Regions from separate parts of the Homo sapiens genome. Here region 2 is linked to region 1. Evidence: read pairs that join two places in POLR2A ChIA-PET (ENCODE). Cell type or tissue: Caco-2. All regions are shown on one strand. Each heading gives the region's core, and the rest is flanking DNA. Links, peaks and the distances in the headings are about the cores only.

What was found. Peaks named below come from ENCODE experiments on the same cell type or tissue, not always from the same donor. Only the 100,000 strongest peaks of a DNase experiment are listed, where the experiment ranks them.
Region 2: POLR2A ChIA-PET joins it to region 1 with 8 read pairs; 3 of 35 experiments call an interaction of 5 or more read pairs at or near these places.

What each region holds. Positions count from the first base shown.
Region 1 is chr19:8,111,443-8,114,353 of GRCh38, forward strand. It overlaps FBN3 (fibrillin 3), which reads right to left. Exons shown (of 64, transcript NM_032447.5): 31 at 535-657; 32 at 206-328. Among named protein-coding and RNA genes, the nearest start is that of FBN3, 37 kb to the right of the region's middle. In Caco-2, for the core only: no CTCF peak of the experiment used is centred there; a DNase peak (open chromatin) is centred at 1,839.
Region 2 is chr19:8,031,608-8,034,518 of GRCh38, forward strand. No RefSeq gene overlaps it. Among named protein-coding and RNA genes, the nearest start is that of CCL25, 20 kb to the right of the region's middle. In Caco-2, for the core only: no CTCF peak of the experiment used is centred there; DNase peaks (open chromatin) are centred at 1,784 and 2,384.

The DNA of each region.
Region 1 (2,911 bases), core at 284-2,783:
AAGCGTCTCATGCACTTAAGTGTTCAAGGGAGCCGTGGGCAGGCCGCAGCACCGCCTGGGCCGAGGACACAGCCTCTCCAGCACCCACAGAGCGGCGATTGAGTCAGAAGGAGTCAGGAGGTCGAGTGACCATGGCAGCCACCGTGAATTCAGCCCCCGTGGCTGTCCCTCTAGGGCCCCTGCCCTCCCACCCCTCTAATCTCACCTTCGCAGAAGAAGCCATCCCCGGCAAAGCCCTGGCGGCAGGTGCAGCGGTAGGAGCCAGGGACATTGAGACAGTCACCTCTTGGGCTGCACCGGTGCTCCTGGGAGACGCATTCATCCAGGTCTGCAGGAGATGGAGCCCAGACCCCCCACCCCATGGTGTGTGCATTGGGTGGGCGCAGAAGGGAGAAAGACCCATCAACCCTCCAACCCTGACTGCCCCCCTGCAGACACTCCCGGATCCCACCCTCCCACTGCCTTGCCCCCCACCGCCTTGCCCCCCACCTACCTCTACTGCTTTGCCCCCACTCCCTGCCCCCAGGTACTCACCGTGACATTCGAAGCCATCCCCCACCCAGCCTGGCAGGCACCTACAGCTGAAACTCCCCGGGATGTTGAGACAGGAGGCGTGACTGTCACAGTTGTGTCCTCCAACCTCGCATTCATCCACATCTAAAGGGAGAGGAGGCACGACGCCAAGACCCAGTCACAGAAGGAAAGACTCGATGCAATAGCAGCGGAAAGGGCAGGGACTCTTCCTCTCTAGGGGAGAGCTGGCCCAGAAAGCCTCCTCCCATTCACCTGGGGAGCTTCCATCTTTACCCAGAGCCCAAGAGGAAAACCCCGAAACCCAACAGACATGACTCTCAGCAGCCCTCAGAAATGGCCTGAAATAGCAGCATGAAAGACTTGGGGTAGATATTAAGAGTGACTGTCCAGCCGGGTGCGGTGGCTCACGCCTGTAATCCCAGCACTTTGGGAGGCCGAGGCGGGTGGATCACGAGGTCAGGAGATCGAGACCATCCTGGCTAATGCGGTGAAACCCTGTCTCTACTAAAAATACAAAAAAAAAATTAGCCAGGCGTGGTGGCAGGTGCCTGTAGTCCCAGCTACTCAGGACGCTGAGGCAGGAGAATGGCGTGAACCCGAGAGGCGGAGCTTGCAGTGAGCAGAGGTTGTGCCACTGCACTCTAGCCTGGGCGACAGAGTGAGACTCCGTCTCAAAAAAATAAATAAATAAAAAAATAAAAAAGTGACTGTCCGTATGAACACGCCCCTTTTCCAAGCCAGGATTTCCCTGTCCACCAGCATTTCCAATCCAGAGTCAATTATGCCTCACCCTTATGATCTCTGCCATGTTAAACCTTGGTGAGCTGCTGTTACTAAACATTTCTTTCCCACACTTCTGTTTTCCCTGACATAAATTGTGTTTTAAAAGACAATTTTGGATCAACATCAACAACCTCTAAGAAGTCATAGGCTTGATGCTCTGTTATGTAACACTTGTTTCTAATACACATTAAAATAACCATGTAACTGGAGTGGATAGAATTGTGTCCCCTTAAAAGGTATGCTCAAGTCCTAAACCCTGAAACTGGTGAATGTGACCTTATTTGGAAACAGGGTCTTCGTAGATGTAACTAAGTTAAGATGAGGTCATCCCGGATTAGTGTAGGCTCCCATCCAGTGATGAGTGTTCTTTTGAGAAGGCTGTGTAGCCAGATGCAATGGCTTACACCTGTAATCCCAACTACTTGGGAGGCCAAGGTGGGAGGATCGCTTGAGGCAAGGAGTTTGAGACGAGGTTGGGCAACATAGTGAGAACCTGTTTCTACAAAAACACTTTTTTTTCCCCCTGAGGCATGGTTTCACTCTGTCACCCAGGCTGGAGTGCAGTGCAATGGTGCAATCATAGCTCACTGCAGCCTGGATCTCCTGGTCTTAAGCAATCCTCAGCCTCTTGAGTAGCTAAGACTACAGGTGAGCGCCAGCATGCCTGGCTATTTTTTAAAATTTTTATCTCAAACACCTGAGCTCAAGAATCCTTCCACCTCAATCTCCCAAAGTGCTGGCATTACAGAAATGAGTCACCATGCCTGATCAACAAACACTTTTTTAAAAATTAGCCCAGCTTGGTGGCATGCACCTGTAGTCCCAGATACTCAGGAGGCTGAGGCTGGGAGGATTGCTTGAACCCAGGAGTTTAAGGCTATGAACTAGTTCATGAGCTATGATCACACCACTGCACTATAGCCTGGGCGACACAGCGAGACCTCATCTTTACAAATTAGATACTACTGGGTGCAGTGACTCGTGCCTGTAATCCCAACAAATTGGGAGGCCGAGGCAAGAGGATTACTTGAGTCCAGGAGTTCAAGACCAACCCGGGCGACATAGTAAAACACTATCTCTACAAAAAAAAAAAAAAAAATTAGCTGAGTGTGGCGGCACGTGTGGGAGGCTGAGGTGGGAAGATCACCTGAGCCTGGAGAGGTGGAGGCTGCAGTGAGCTATGATTGTGTCACTGCACTCCAGCCTGGGAGACAGAGTGAGACACTATCTCACAAAAATAAATAAATAATAAATAAAATGTAAAACATGAAAAATAAAAAAAAATAGATACACAGAGAGAAGAAGGCCGTGTGAAGATGGAGACAGAGACTGGAATGACACATCTACAAGCTGAGGAACAGCAAGGAGGCATGGAACACTTTCTGCCTCTGAGCCCCCAAGAAGGTACTAACCCTGTAGACACCTTGATTTCAGACTTCTGGCTTCCAGAACTATTATTCTAGAAGGAGAATCAATTTCTTTTTAATTAAAAAAAAGTTTGTTTTTTTGAGATGGAGTCTTGCTCTGTGGCCCAAGCTGGAGTGCAGTGGTGTGATCTTGGCTCACTGCAACCTCCGCCTCCTGGATTCAAGTG
Region 2 (2,911 bases), core at 245-2,744, 80 kb before region 1:
ACAGGCGTGAGCCACCATGCCCAGCCCAAATAATTGTTTTAAAAGGCCAGGCTGGTGGCTCATATCTGGAATCCCAGCACTTTGGGAGGCTGTGGTAGGAAGATCACTTGAGCCCAGGAGCCCGGGATTCCCAGGCTGTAGTGAGCTATGATCGGGCCACTGCACTCCAGTCTGGACGACAGAGCCTACCCCCATCCCTGCCCCCCGAAAAAGTTATTCCTATAAAGACCCAAGGGCCCAATCTTTGTTTCATGGTACCTTTGTTCTTTATTTCTTACTACTTATTCATTTTTAAATATTCTGAATAGTCAAAGTCAAGATGTAGCTGACTTTGAAATGCTTCCCTGCCAGGTGCAATGACTCACACCTGTAATCCCAGCATTTTGGGAGGCTGAGGCAGGAGAATTGCTTTAGCTCAGGAGTTCAAGACCAGCCTGGGCAACATAGCGAGATCCCTGTCTCTACAAAAAAATGACAAAGTTAGCTGGGCATGATGGTGCACACCTGTAATCCCAGCTACTTGGGAGGTTGAAGTGAGAGGGATCACTGGACCCCAGGAGTTTGAGACTGCAGTGAGCCATGATCACACCACTGCACTCCACCCTGGGTAACAGAGTGAGACCCTGTCTCAATCAATCAATGAATCAACATTTTAAATATGAAACATTTTCCACATTCTTCAACATGTCCTAGGGCAGTCCTTGTTCCCTTTCCCTAGGACAGCTCATTTTTGAATTTTAGAAGCAATGCTAAAGGGAAAATGTGTCTGTGTGTTTTTTTTTTTTGTTGTTGTTGTTGTTTGTTTTTGTTTTTTTTGAGACAGAATCTCACTCTGTTGCCCAGGCTGGAGTGCAGCGGCATGATCTTGGCTCACTGCAACCTCCACCTCCTGGGTTCAAGCCATCCTCCTGCCTCAGCCTCCCTAGTAGGTGGGACTACAGGCATGCGCCACCATGCCTGGCTAATTTTTGTATTTTAAGTAGAGATGGGGTTTCACCATGTTGGCCAGGCTGGTCTTGGACTCTTGATCTCGTGATCTGCCCGCCTCAGCCTCCCAAAGTGCTGGGATTACAGGCGTGAGCCACTGAGCCCGGCCGGGAAAATGTGTTTTAAGTTTCAGTTAGGCCAGGTGCAGTGGCTCACGCCTGTAATCCCAGCATGTTGGGAGGCCTGTAAGAAATAAAGAGGAAAGAAACACAAAAGTTGGCTTGCCAGTCAACACAGGTTTATTTTAGAGAAAACAAACCTGAGAGGAGTATTCCAGGCAAGTTGAGTCAGAGGCAAACTCTCTTACAGACTAAGAGGTTTTTTTGTTTTTGGGTTGTTTGTTTGTTTCTTGTTTTTGTTTTGAGACAGAGTTTCGCTCTTGTTGCCCAGGCTGGAGTGCAATGACGTGATCTCGGCTCACTGCGACCTCTGCCTCCCAGGTTCAAGCTATTCTCCTGCCTCAGCCTCCTGAGTAGCTGGGATTACAGGCATGTGCCACCATGCCCGGCTAATTTTTGTATTTTTTAGTAGAGACGGGGTTTCACCATGTTGGCCAGGCTGGTCTCGAACCTCGTGATCTGCCCACCTCAGTCTCCCAAAATACTGGGATTACAGGCATGAGCCACCGAGCTCAGCCCAGACTAAGAGTTTTAAGGATTCAGGGTGGGAGAGTTTATCAGAGGCTTGGACTGCTTCTGTGTCTCTTTGTTGTGCTTATCTGGGAGGGAGAGTTGCGTGTCTGTCCCCATACATCTTCTTGCAGCTGCAGGCATACCCGCCCCCCAAAAACCCCCACCGGGAGTCTGCCTTTGGCTTCCCTGTTTCAGTGCACCTGAAGGGAAAGGAATGTGCTTATTAAGTAAGGCCCCACTGTTTTACTGGGGCCCATTGTATGAGGGTGAAGTTTGGCAATTACCCAACAGACTTTCCCCCTATTTCCCTCTGTGCCCGAGCTGTCTTATCTGTGTTTTACTGCCTGCTCTTTCTGGCTGCTTGTAGTTAGAAGATAAGTGATATCCTTGAAATGTAAGAGGCTAGAGAGGGAGCTGGAACTTAAAGTGGTGGGGTTTGTCCAAGATGACAGTGCTTCTGCTCTGTCATTCCAGACCCTATAGTTGTAAAAGGACAAGGGGCGACGTGTTCTTTCTGGCTACTTCCTGCTGTTGTGGGGTGGAGGGGAGACACGGAGAGTTTTTTGGTCTTGGATTGCCTGCAGGAGCAATATTGTGTGTAGATGTTTTGGTAGTTGTCTACGAAATGGCCATAAAGGGTAAAAACATTAGTCCTAGGCTTTTCAGCAGCGTTTTTTTTTTTTTTTTTCTTTTGAGACGGAGTCTCGCTCTGTCGCCTAGGCTGGTGTGCAGTGGCGCGATCTCAGCTCATTGCAAGCTCCACCTCCCAGGTTCATGCCATTCTCCTGCCCCAGCCTCCCAAGTAGCTGGGACTACAGGCACGCGCCACCACGCCCGGCTAATTTTTTGTATTTTTAGCAGAGACGGGGCTTCACTGTCTTAGCCAGGATGGTCTTGATCTCCTGATCTCGTGATCCGTCTGCCTCGGCCTCCCAAAGTGTTGGAATTACAGGCGTGAGCCACTGCGCCTGGCCTTCAGCAGCGTTTCTTATTAGGCCTAATTGGTTGAGACAGAATCAACATTTTTTTCCCAATGACAGGCAGAGGCGCATGTTTGGGAAGACCCATGTGTTATTTGTTTGTTAGCAACTGTTATTCCTGGTATGAGGATAATAACTAAGCCAAATGCTACGGTAATTGAGACTCTGTGTCCGATATTCCACCCTGAGGGTACTACAGTATATAGTCCTTCTGCAAATAGTAGACTAAAGCAATTCCCATGAGGGTGGCATAGTAAATAATTTCCATTAAAAAGGTTTTAATATTTGGCTTAAAAGGAGATGTAGAAATGA